Regions from separate parts of the Homo sapiens genome. Here region 2 is linked to region 1. A link is a loop called in an ENCODE intact Hi-C map of the cell type or tissue named here. Cell type or tissue: PC-3. All regions are shown on one strand. Each heading gives the region's core, and the rest is flanking DNA. Links, peaks and the distances in the headings are about the cores only.

Region 1 (5,383 bases), core at 177-5,176:
GGATATGCCAATTACCCAGATTTGATCATCACACGTTATAAGCCTGTATCAAATTATATGTACCCCATAAATATGCACAATTATTATGTATCGATTTAAAAATTGTACTTCAGGTCATACCCTCGAAATGGACCTACACTGCACATATTGTTTTGTGACCTGCTTTGCATAAATGTTCATCAATCATAATGTCTAAATATGTATTTAACTTCCGTTGTTAGTCATTCAGACAGACTGTTACCAAATTTTTGTTACTCTCAGTAATATCCAGGAGAAATCTCTGCTCACAAATGTAATTGTTTTCTTATGAAAATTTCTAGAGGGAATCTGGGTCAAAGGGCAAACACATTTTAAGGACTTTTGACACATATTGACACATTGCTTCTCAATAACACTCAAAGCACAGGACCTGCAGTGTATGAAAGATGAAAGGAGATGCCTTTTAGCAGCTTCTTCATCACGGGGTAGGGTATCATCACTTCTGCTGTTCTCTTATTCTCCTGTCTGTATGCTTTGTGTAGCAAGGTGGAATGTAGGATTCTCAAGGGTGAAACGGCATTTTTGCTGTATCCATGGTGGATGTAACTGAATGCATAACAGTGATAGTAATAACAAATTAATATTCGTGTAGAGTTTACTAAGTGGTAGGCACCAGGCATCAGCTCCTAGGGTTGACAGCTCATTTTGTAGGGGAAGCTCAGAAAGGAAGAGCAACTTACCTGATGCCACACAGGGACAGAGCTCAGCTAAGCCTGACAAGAGCCTGCCCCCTAAGGCCCTTTGCTATGCCGCCTCCATGTAAGCAGTGCAAATAAATATTTGTGCATAGGTTGAATCATTCGTTATTTTCCTCTGGTAGAACAACACGAGAAACTCAGAAGGAGGCAGCCATAAAAATGGGCTAAAAAATGCCAGCTGAGTTCTCCCGGTCAGTCCTGACTTGAATAGTCCCAAAGGATTTGAGCAATGCTAGGTTTGAGGCTATGGCCCGAGGGAGTATTTTAATGAAGGGTTTCTTATGACTGAGAACTCTAAGAAGGAAGCTTGAATTATCCCCGTATGAAAATACAGCCATCTAAGATTATCAGTGGCATTTCCTTTTTATAGTGTTTGGCACTAATAATAGCCCCAAACTCCTTAACCCAACTTTCCAGCTTTTTAAAAGAACAGTACTTAGGAGAATGTCTGAACGCTGGGACTGACGGGACTTATTCCATCTAGTGCTTTCTCCCCGAAGGAGAAGGGGAAGGGGGCTCGGGGTTGATGGCTGCCTGCCTGCGTGCTGTGAGCCTAGATTCTTAAGGAAGTGAGGTGGGGCACGTGAGTCTGGAGGAGGAGAAAGGCCATGAGGTTTTTTATGGAGAACTCAGAACCAAGTCAGCAATGATCTGTCCTGGGCTCCAGGCCCTCTCTCCATGCTCCGTGGCAGCCCTGTTCCCGTTAGGCCCGTGGTCAAATTTCTAATAGGGGATCTGAGAAGCAATTGGCCAGCCTCTCCGAGCGCGCCTGAAAGGTCTTCGCAAAGCTGAGAGCGATTTTACAAACTAATGTGTTTCTGAAGGTGCCCTGTCCTTTCTCACTTCCATGTTTCTCCCACAGCATACCTGGTAGCAGGCCCTCTTCCTGCCACGTGCTTGTGGAACAGTTCATTACGTTTCAAAGCTACTTCTGTAAAAATCATTTTTTGAGGTACAATCGACATATATTAATATATCTCCATTTTAAGTGCACATACAACTTGATAATTTTTTTTTTTTTTTTTTTGAGACAGTCTCACTCGGTCACCCAGGCTGGAGTGCAGTGGCTCAATCTCGGCTCACTGCAACCTCCGTCTCTAGGGTTCAAGAGATTCTCCTGCCCCAGCCTCCCAAGTAGCTGGGACTACAAGTGCCCACCACCGACCCAGCTAATTTTTGTATTTTTAGTGGAAACGGGGTCTCGCCATGTTGGCCAGGCTGGTCTCGAACTACTGATCTGAAGTGATCTGCCCATCTCAGCCTCCCAAAGTGCTGGGATTACAGGCATGAACCACTGCCCCCCGCCACAACTTGGTGAATGTTGACAAACGTCTGCACCTGCCCCAATCAAAATTTAGAACATTTCCATTCCCTCAGAAGTCTCCTGCCACCTCCAGCCAGTCCCCTCTCTCACCCCAGCCCCAGGCAACCACAGATCTTCCTGTCAGTATAGCTTAGTTTTGCCTTTTCCGGCAGTTTCACATACGTTGACTCATAGAGTTGTTTCTGGTTTCCTTCACTCAATATAAAGAAAGGAATCATCAATGTTGTTGCATATATTAATAGTTTTCATATTACTGGGTAATAAACTATTGTGTGGATGTACCACAATCTATCTGGAATTTGAGTTATTGCCAGTTTTCGATTGCTATGAATACAGTTGCTATGCACATTCATGCACAAATCTTTTTGTGGGCATATAGCATATAGGAAGTATGTGGCCTTTCTGGGTCATTCTCATGTCTCTAGCAGACATTGTTAGTGGGTCACAGAGCTCTCAATTTCTATCAGACATTCCTTCTCATCACAGAGGTAGTCTGGGCAGTCCCTGGCAGTGATAAGGAGTTTGTACTGAAGACAAACGTCGTTTGCCATCCCTGACCTAGCCCAACCCATACATCTGCTTTCCACAGATGGAAAACAGGGCCAGAGATGGGAAGAACCTGGCCAGTGTCACAGAGTGAATCAGTGAACTTGTGAGAAGCTAAATAAAGGGCTTAGGTGATTCATTTCTCTCAGGCTAGTAAATACCTAGGAGTTGAATTGCTGGGTCATAGGGTAAGGGATAAATAAACTGCCAAACTGTTTTCTAAAGCTGAATATTCTTCTAAGTGATATCTCACAGTGGCCTTACTTTACAATTCCGTGATAACTAATAATGTTGAACATTTTTCATGTATTTGCTGGCCATTTATATATCATCTTTTTTGAAGGGTTTGTTCAAATCTTCTTCTTCTTTTTTTTTTTTTTTTTTTGTGAGTTGCCTTCTTTCATTGAATTTTAAGAGTTCTTTATGTATGTTGGGTACAAGTCCTTTATCTAATATTTGCATTGCAAATATTTTCTTCCAGACTGTGGCCTGCCTTTTCAGTTTCTTAATAGTACCTTTCAAAGTACAGGCAATTTTTAAATTTTAATGAAGTCTAATTTATCTTTTTTTTCTCTCTCTTATGGTTTATACTTTTGTGTCCTGTCCAGGAAATCTTTGTCTACCATAAGACTGTAGTTTGTGAACATTTTCTCCTATTTTTTTTCTAGAAGTTTTATAGTTTTAGCCTTTACTTTGTCAACCTAAAATAATAAAATTTAGAAAATATGATTAAATGTAGAGTTTTTTTGAGCACAAAGCTTGAGGACAGCCACCCAGGAAGCACAAATTTGAAAGATGGAATTGTACTGTTGTGCTCTGAAGTGCAGAAGTTTGGGGTGGTTTACATAGACAAAGTTTAGGAGAAAAAATCAGAATTTTAACTTTTTTTATACAAGGCTTTTTTTTTTTTTTTTTCCTGAGACAGACTTTCATTCTGCAACCTAGGCTGGAATGCAGTGGCACCATCAGCGTTCACTACAGGCTCGACCTCCTGAGATCAGGTGATCCTCCCACCTCAGTCTGCTGAGTAGCTGGGACTGCAGGTGTGTGCCATCATACCCAGTCAATTTTTTATAGACACAGGGCTTCGCCGTGTTGCCCAGGCTGGCCTTAAACTCCTGGGCTCCAGTGATTATCCCACCTTGGTTTCCCAAAGTGCTAGGATTCCTGCTGTGAGCCACCATGCCCGGCCTTATGTAAGGCTTAATGCATAATTACAATGGTCTGATTGGTGAAGGTCATCTTTTTCTTTCAGGAAAGATATACTGAACATTCCATACTGAAGATGAAACAGTCATGAGGTCTTTTGCGCCATCTGGTTTGAGTTAGGTACAGAATAATGCAGGAGACAATCTATAACAAAGGTCAGTGATTAGAAGGGGAGGACATCTGGTCTCTGGTCTCTCCCAGTCATTTATAGCACAAGAACAATGAGAAAAGAGAGTTGATCTATAATCTAAGAAGCAGAAGTTGCAACTACATGCTAAGTGACTCAGATCACCAGTTCTCTCTCAAGGTTTAAAGTCTTTTTGGAAGCCAGGTGTGGTGGCACATACCTATAATCCCAGCATGCTGGAAAGCCAAGGTGGGCTGATTGCTTGTGCTCAGGAACTCAAGACCAGCCTGGGCAACATGGCGAAACCCTGTCTCTACAAAAAAATACAAAAATTAGCCAGGTGTGGTGGTGCGCACCTATAGTCCCAGCTACTCGGAGGCTGAGGTGGGACTTTGCCAGAAAAAAAAAGTGCTTTGGGGGTTCCAACAGCTTTTGAATGTATTTATGTTCACAACTTTTGTCTCTATTATTTATTTCAAATTAATTTTTGTGTATGATGTGAGCTAAAGGTCGAAGTTCATTTTTTTCATATGGCTGTCCAGTTCTTTCAGTACCGTTTATTGAAAAGATCATTCTGAGCAGCAACATGGTGGTTGGCAAGAACAAGTACCTTACGAAAGACAGCAAAAAGGGAGCCAAGAAGTGGCTGATCCATTTTCTTTTTTTCTTTTTTCTTTTTTTTGAGACAGTCTTGCTCTATCCCCCTGGCTGGAATACAATGGTGTGATCTCAGCTCACTGCAACCTCCGCCTCCCGAGTTCAAGCAATTCTCATGCCTCAGCCTCCTGAGTAGCTGGGATTACAGGTGCCTGCTACCATGCCTGGCTAATTTTTTTTTTTTTTTTTTTTGAGATAGCGTCTCACTCTGTTGCTCAGGCTAGAGTGCAATGGCACGATCTCGGCTCACTGCAACCTCTGCCTCCCAGGTTCAAGCAATTATCCTGCCTCTGCCTCCCAAGTAGCTGGGATTACAGGCGTGTGCCACCACACACGGCTAAGTTTTTGTATCTTTAGTAGAGACGGGGGTTTCACCATGTTGGCCAGCCTGGTCTCAAATTCCTGACCTCAGGTGATTCACCCGCCATGGCCTCCCAAAATGCTGGGATTACAGGCTTAAGTCACTGCGCCCAGTCTAATTTTTCTATTTTTAGTAGAGACGGGGTTTCACCATCTTGGCCAGGCTGGTCTTGAACTCCTGACCTCAGGTGATCCACCTGCCTCGGCCTCCCAAAGTGCTAGGATTACAGGTGTGAGCCACCACCCCTGGCTGGTTGATCCATTTTCTAAGAAAGATTGGTACGATGTGAAAGCATGCTATGTTCAGTAGAAGAAATACTGGAAAGACACTGGTCACCAGGACCCAGGGAACCAAAATTGCACCTGGTAGTCTGAAGGGTCGTGTGTTTGAAGTGAGTCTTGCTGATTTGCAGAATGATGAAG
Region 2 (5,383 bases), core at 263-5,262, 100 kb before region 1:
TGTGTCCATAGGTACTGACTAGGAGGATATCATTGATAATAATTATACCTTCTGGACATAAGAAACTTATTCCAAACCATATTCTCATACGTTATTCATTTTTTTCCTCTCTCAATGAGTCTGTAGGGCAGGTAAGACAACAGTTTTCTCCATTTTATAAGAAAGGAAACAAATGTTGTGGGGATTAGTTAAGTGATTTGCCCAATGTCCCACAACCTTCCAAACTAGGATTAGAACCTAGGCCTTTTGACACCAAATCCAAGGTCCCCTCCACTCTGCCACCTTGCCTTTCCATGCCTGTCAGGAATGAAGTAGATAGCTGTTGTCTTTGCATGCCCAGCATTTCATTTTTCTGACTTTGGACCAGGGAAGCCCAACTGTCCTTTCCCCACCTTCAGGCCATGTAGTCCAGGTGGAGATAATCCCTCCTCACCTGTTGCTCCAGGGTGAGCACACGGCCAAGACACTGTCATGTCCTAGTGTGAACTGGACAAAGATCCCTCTCTCCTGTCACACACAGTCCTGCACCAGGATAAAGGCTTGGTGAATGCAGCCTTCGCTGGATTTCAGCCCCTGCTTGTCCTTTTTTACAATGAACAACCTGCACAAATATTTGTGGCCTTCCTAATGACTGAGACCTAGCCAGTAAGGTTCTGAGATGTGGATCTGACCCAAGCCAGGTCAATGAGACAGTCTGGCCCTTTGCTAGGATGACGAGGAAAGACAGGCTCTCTTCCCATTAGAATTGTTAACACTGGTGGCCATGTTGCCTTCAAAAGGGAAGAGACCACCCAAGATTTCAGTTTACAGAAAGGAAAGAAAATATGACAGAGGGAGAAAAAAACTGTGATAACATTGAGCACCACACTTGGAGCCAGTGCTACCCCTGGACTCATAAGTTCCTGGAGAGGGGGACTTTGCTTAATATTTTTCAAATCTGAATCCCTTATGCCTAGAACAGTGCCTGACACGAAGGAAGCAATCAATAAATATCTGTTGAATAATTGAGCTGATAAATTCCTTTTTTGTTTTTCTTTTTTGTATATGTAACTGGTTTGTTGGAAGTCTCAATTCATTGGGGAGTATAAATAAAAAGTAACTTTATTTTTCCCAGTAACTGTTCTCTCATGTTCTCCTTTCTTACTGGTTAGCAATTTCCTTGGAGCATGGCTAGGCACGGTGGCTCATGCCTGTAATCCCAACACTTTGGGAGGTTGAGGTGGACAAATTGCTTGAACCCAGGAGTTTGAGACTAGCCTGCACAATGTGGCGAGATCCTCTCTCTCTCCCCACCTCCAAAAAAAAAGAAAACAAACAAACAAAAAAACCCAAAAACAAAAACCCAGAATCTTGAACAGATCCCACAGCTTCCCAGGTAGAAAAATGTTCTAGTATTTGTGTTCAAGATTGGTTAGCAGGTGCGGTGGCTCATGCCTGTAATCTCAGCACTTTGGGAGGCAGAGGCAGGTGGATCACTTGAGGGAGGCCAAGAGTTCAAGACCAGCCTGGCCAACATGATGAAACACTGTCTCCACTGAAAATACAAAAGTTAGCTGGGTGTGGTGGCACATGCCTCTAATCCCAACTACTCGGGAGGCTGAGGCAGAGAATCGCTTGAACCTGGGAGGCGGAGGCTGCAGTGAGCCGAGATTGCACCACTGCACTGCAGCCTGGGCGACAGAGGGAAACTCTGTCCCCCCCAGCAAAAAAAAGAGAGAAAAGAAAAGAATCCGGCTGTGGTTTGAAACATAAACAAAGGTGAAGAAAACCTGGAGGTGGCTAGGCTACTGAGAATTTATTTTGTTATTTCAGATGCAATACCGATTAAAAGGAAGAGGTGGATAAAGAAGAAAAAAAGACAGAAGAAAAGAAAGGAAAAAGAAAGAGAAAGAAAGAAAGAGAAAGAAAAGAATAGAATAGAATTTGGTGTCCATAAAATGTTTTGAGGCCCTATATCACAAAGAACTCTAATACTTTTTAGAAAAGGCAAGGTATTAAGACATCTTGATATAATATAAAGATATTATTATTGATACAGAGACAGAATCATATTCACTGAAGTGTAAATTTCACTACATAGCTATGAGTTATAGGGCTGCATATAGAGTGGCCCATAATCATTTGGTCCTGAAAGGGTCATACGTTGGTAGAGAGATTGATGCAGGCAGATATTTCAGTTTAATTTTTTCCAGTGACTGGGCTGGCTTATCGAATAAAAGAATTTGAATTCTTCATGCCCATCTAAAAATGGAATCTGGAATGTGAATTGACTTTCTGATTTGGCTTATACTATTAGTCATTCCCATGCATTAAAAATTAACGGTAGAAGAAAATCTAATAAATAATTCATGATTTTTTTTTTGCTTGGGAAGAATTATTTCCTAATCTGAGTTCAATGATAGCTTTCATTTTAGCAATAGAAAAAAAAGTGCATGACAAATACTACTACTCATGCTTGATTTTTATTACTCATTCTGGTTACTTGAGTAACAAAAGAGGTTCCTTAAACACTCATACACAGAATTTCTCCTGTAGATATTTCAGGCATAGTTTTCTTCTGTTGCATAGTAGTCTGTGAAGAAACGTTAAATTAGGAAGAGAATTCAAAGAATTTCAAAGACTGAGCAACATCACATCACTGACATATTTACACTATTTAAGGAAACCTTTTTCTCCTTCCTTTTTTCAACCTGCTTTCTTAGGTTGAAAAAGAAATCTTTTTTATCCATGATATTTTGTTTTTGAAGATTACTGCCTGTGTACACATTTTTAGGCAAAATTTCAGCAACTCCTGGCCTATTGGATTTGACTCATTATGGATATAATCCAAAAGTTACCTTCGTTTTTAAGTTACTATATTTGTAAAGAACAATTCTGTAAATATAGAATCTCAGGATGAGTAAATGTAGTATAAATCAGAACCTAGATAGAGTAACGTTATGTATATATCTATATAAGCATAACCCACATGTCTTCACTCTCTAACTATATTTAGGCTGTATTTTACATGTCTGAAGTTGAACATCATCTTTTCCATCTACACATTCAGTTTTGGTCAGATTTATTTTAATTTTCCCGGTCAACCAGGTTTGACAATTTAGAATAATTACTGGCTGTTCTTCATTCTCCAAAAATAATGGTCAACATATTGAGTGTTTATTCAGTTCCAAATTATATGTTAAGCCTTTACATAAAATATAACCTCACAAAAATTATTTTAAGTATGCACTGTTATTCACATTTTATAACTGGGGAAACAGTCTTATAGGGATTAAGTGACTTACCCAAGGTCACATAGTGGGGGAGCCAGGATAGGAAGCCAGGAATGCAATGCAAGAGCTTATGTGCTTAACTCATTTTTCTGTTCTACCTCTCAATAACACCATCATATTGATCTATAGATTCATTTATTCATTCATCTGTTAATTGATTCATTCATTCCACAAACGCTTTTTAAAAAAATTTTACTTTCCATTGCAACAAAATTCACATTCCACACAAACGCTTCTTAAGCAATCATTTTCAAATCAGAGACTGTAGACAGTGCTAGGAATTGATTAAGACAAGGTCCTTGCTCTAACAATTGAGGTAGCAAATTACATTAACGAAAAATTAAAGCATGATATAAGTGTTTTAGGAATGTTATTTCTGTTCCTTTTTCCGTAAATTTGGATGTTTTTACCTGCAAATAACTGAAAACCTCACTAATGAAATCTTAAACACTATGGAAATTTAATATCATATAGATAAATTTAGTTTGTTAATTTCAGGACCTCTTCAGGGGCTCAGTGATGTCATTAAAAATTGGAACACTTTTAGTTCTTCTGTTTCACTATCCATAGCATATCAGAGAGATCTGTCCTCATGATCACAAAATGGCTGCTGTGGTAGCAACCAGCAAGTTCTCACATTACAGCATTTAAAACAGAAAGGAAAGAGATAAACAGAAAAGAGTGCTCTTTTTATATCTGCTCTCTCTTTTATTAGGGAAATTTTTTTTTTCACCAGAAGCATCTAACAGACTGCTCCTTATGTCTCAGTGGACAAAACTTGAGTCACATGCCCACCTCCATAGCAATTTCTGACAAAAGGGAACAGTACTTGGCACAATGCCTTCTAAACAAAATCAGAGTTCTGTTAGCAATGAAAAGTGTGGAAGGATGGCTAGCAGGTAGGCAACAATGGCCCTACCCCTCTTCCAATATGAGTGCCAAAACAGAGGTATATAGAAAGTGCTGTGAAAGCATAAAGAAATGTTATACTCTGCCTAGGATAACCAGAGATAGCATTTTAGAGAATGTGACATTTAAGCTGGGGCCTTAAAGGATAGGTAAGAGTTTATCAGGTAAAGGACAAATATCTCAGAAATCAGGGCTGAGTGGACCTTAAAAAGTGTTTAGTACAAATTCCGTTCAACACTTGCATTTCCTTCATAGTCATTTCCAAATCTGACATATTCCTTTCTATGGCCTCCAGCCAACTCAGAGCCATTTAATGCCTAGTCTCCTTGCTTTGGCCAACAGTGATTAGACATGCTTAGGAGATCCAAGATAATATAAATACAAGAACCACATTTTTGCTAGCTGATTAAATGTTCTTTTGATCAAAAGAGATAGCAAAAGACATAATAGAAACACTGTATAGGGCCTCAAATATCTTTTCCTTTTCCAGATACCTTTCTCCCTCTTCTCATCCTTCTCTTTTATTAACTATGTTATTCTCTTATTTTAAGGAATGCCAACACTGAAAAACTATAACTTACTTTGATTTTTCTGGTAGCACTGTAATAAAACTGTAGGACACCATGTGATAGAGACAAGAGCTCCACTTGCTCTTTATTCAGTATTAAAACTGTATTCATTATTGTTTTTTGTGTAACAAATTATCCCAAAAGTTGGTAGCTTAAAACAAAAATAGGCCAGGCACGGTGGCTCACACCTATAATCCCAGCACTTTGGGAGGCTGAAGGGGGTGGATTACCTGAGGTCAGGAGTTCAAGACCAGCCTGGCCAACATGGTGAAACACTGTCTCTACCAAAAATACAAAAATTAGCCAGGTGTGGTGGCACGTGCTTGTAGTCCCAGCTACTCTGGAGACTGAGGCAGGAGAATTGCTTGAACCTGGGAGGCGGAGGTTGCAGTGAGCTGAGATTGTGCCATTGCACTCCAGCTTGGGCAACAGAGTGAGACTCCATCTCAAAAAAACAAAAAATAAAAATAAAAACAAAAATAAACATTTATTGGCTGGGCACGGTAGGTAGCTCATACCTGCAATCACAGCACTTTGGGAGGCCAAGGCGGGTGGATCACCTGAGGTCAGGAGTTCAAGACCAGCCTGGCCAACATGGTGAAACCTTGTCTCTACTAGAAATACAAAAATTAG

The links. Peaks named below come from ENCODE experiments on the same cell type or tissue, not always from the same donor. Only the 100,000 strongest peaks of a DNase experiment are listed, where the experiment ranks them.
Region 2: a loop joins it to region 1, with 4 times the contacts of the local background. A loop is called at or near these places in 4 of 110 quality-filtered maps.

What each region holds. Positions count from the first base shown.
Region 1 is chr5:157,604,782-157,610,164 of GRCh38, reverse strand. No RefSeq gene overlaps it. Among named protein-coding and RNA genes, the nearest start is that of ADAM19, 32 kb to the right of the region's middle. In PC-3, for the core only: a CTCF peak has its summit at 731; DNase peaks (open chromatin) are centred at 814, 2,194 and 2,694; H3K4me3 peaks cover 809 bases; H3K27ac peaks cover 5,000 bases.
Region 2 is chr5:157,708,186-157,713,568 of GRCh38, reverse strand. LOC105377676 (a long non-coding RNA gene) reads right to left here. Exons shown (of 3, transcript XR_941129.3): 3 at 2,444-2,572. Among named protein-coding and RNA genes, the nearest start is that of THG1L, 21 kb to the left of the region's middle. In PC-3, for the core only: no CTCF peak of the experiment used is centred there; a DNase peak (open chromatin) is centred at 2,508; H3K27ac peaks cover 1,777 bases.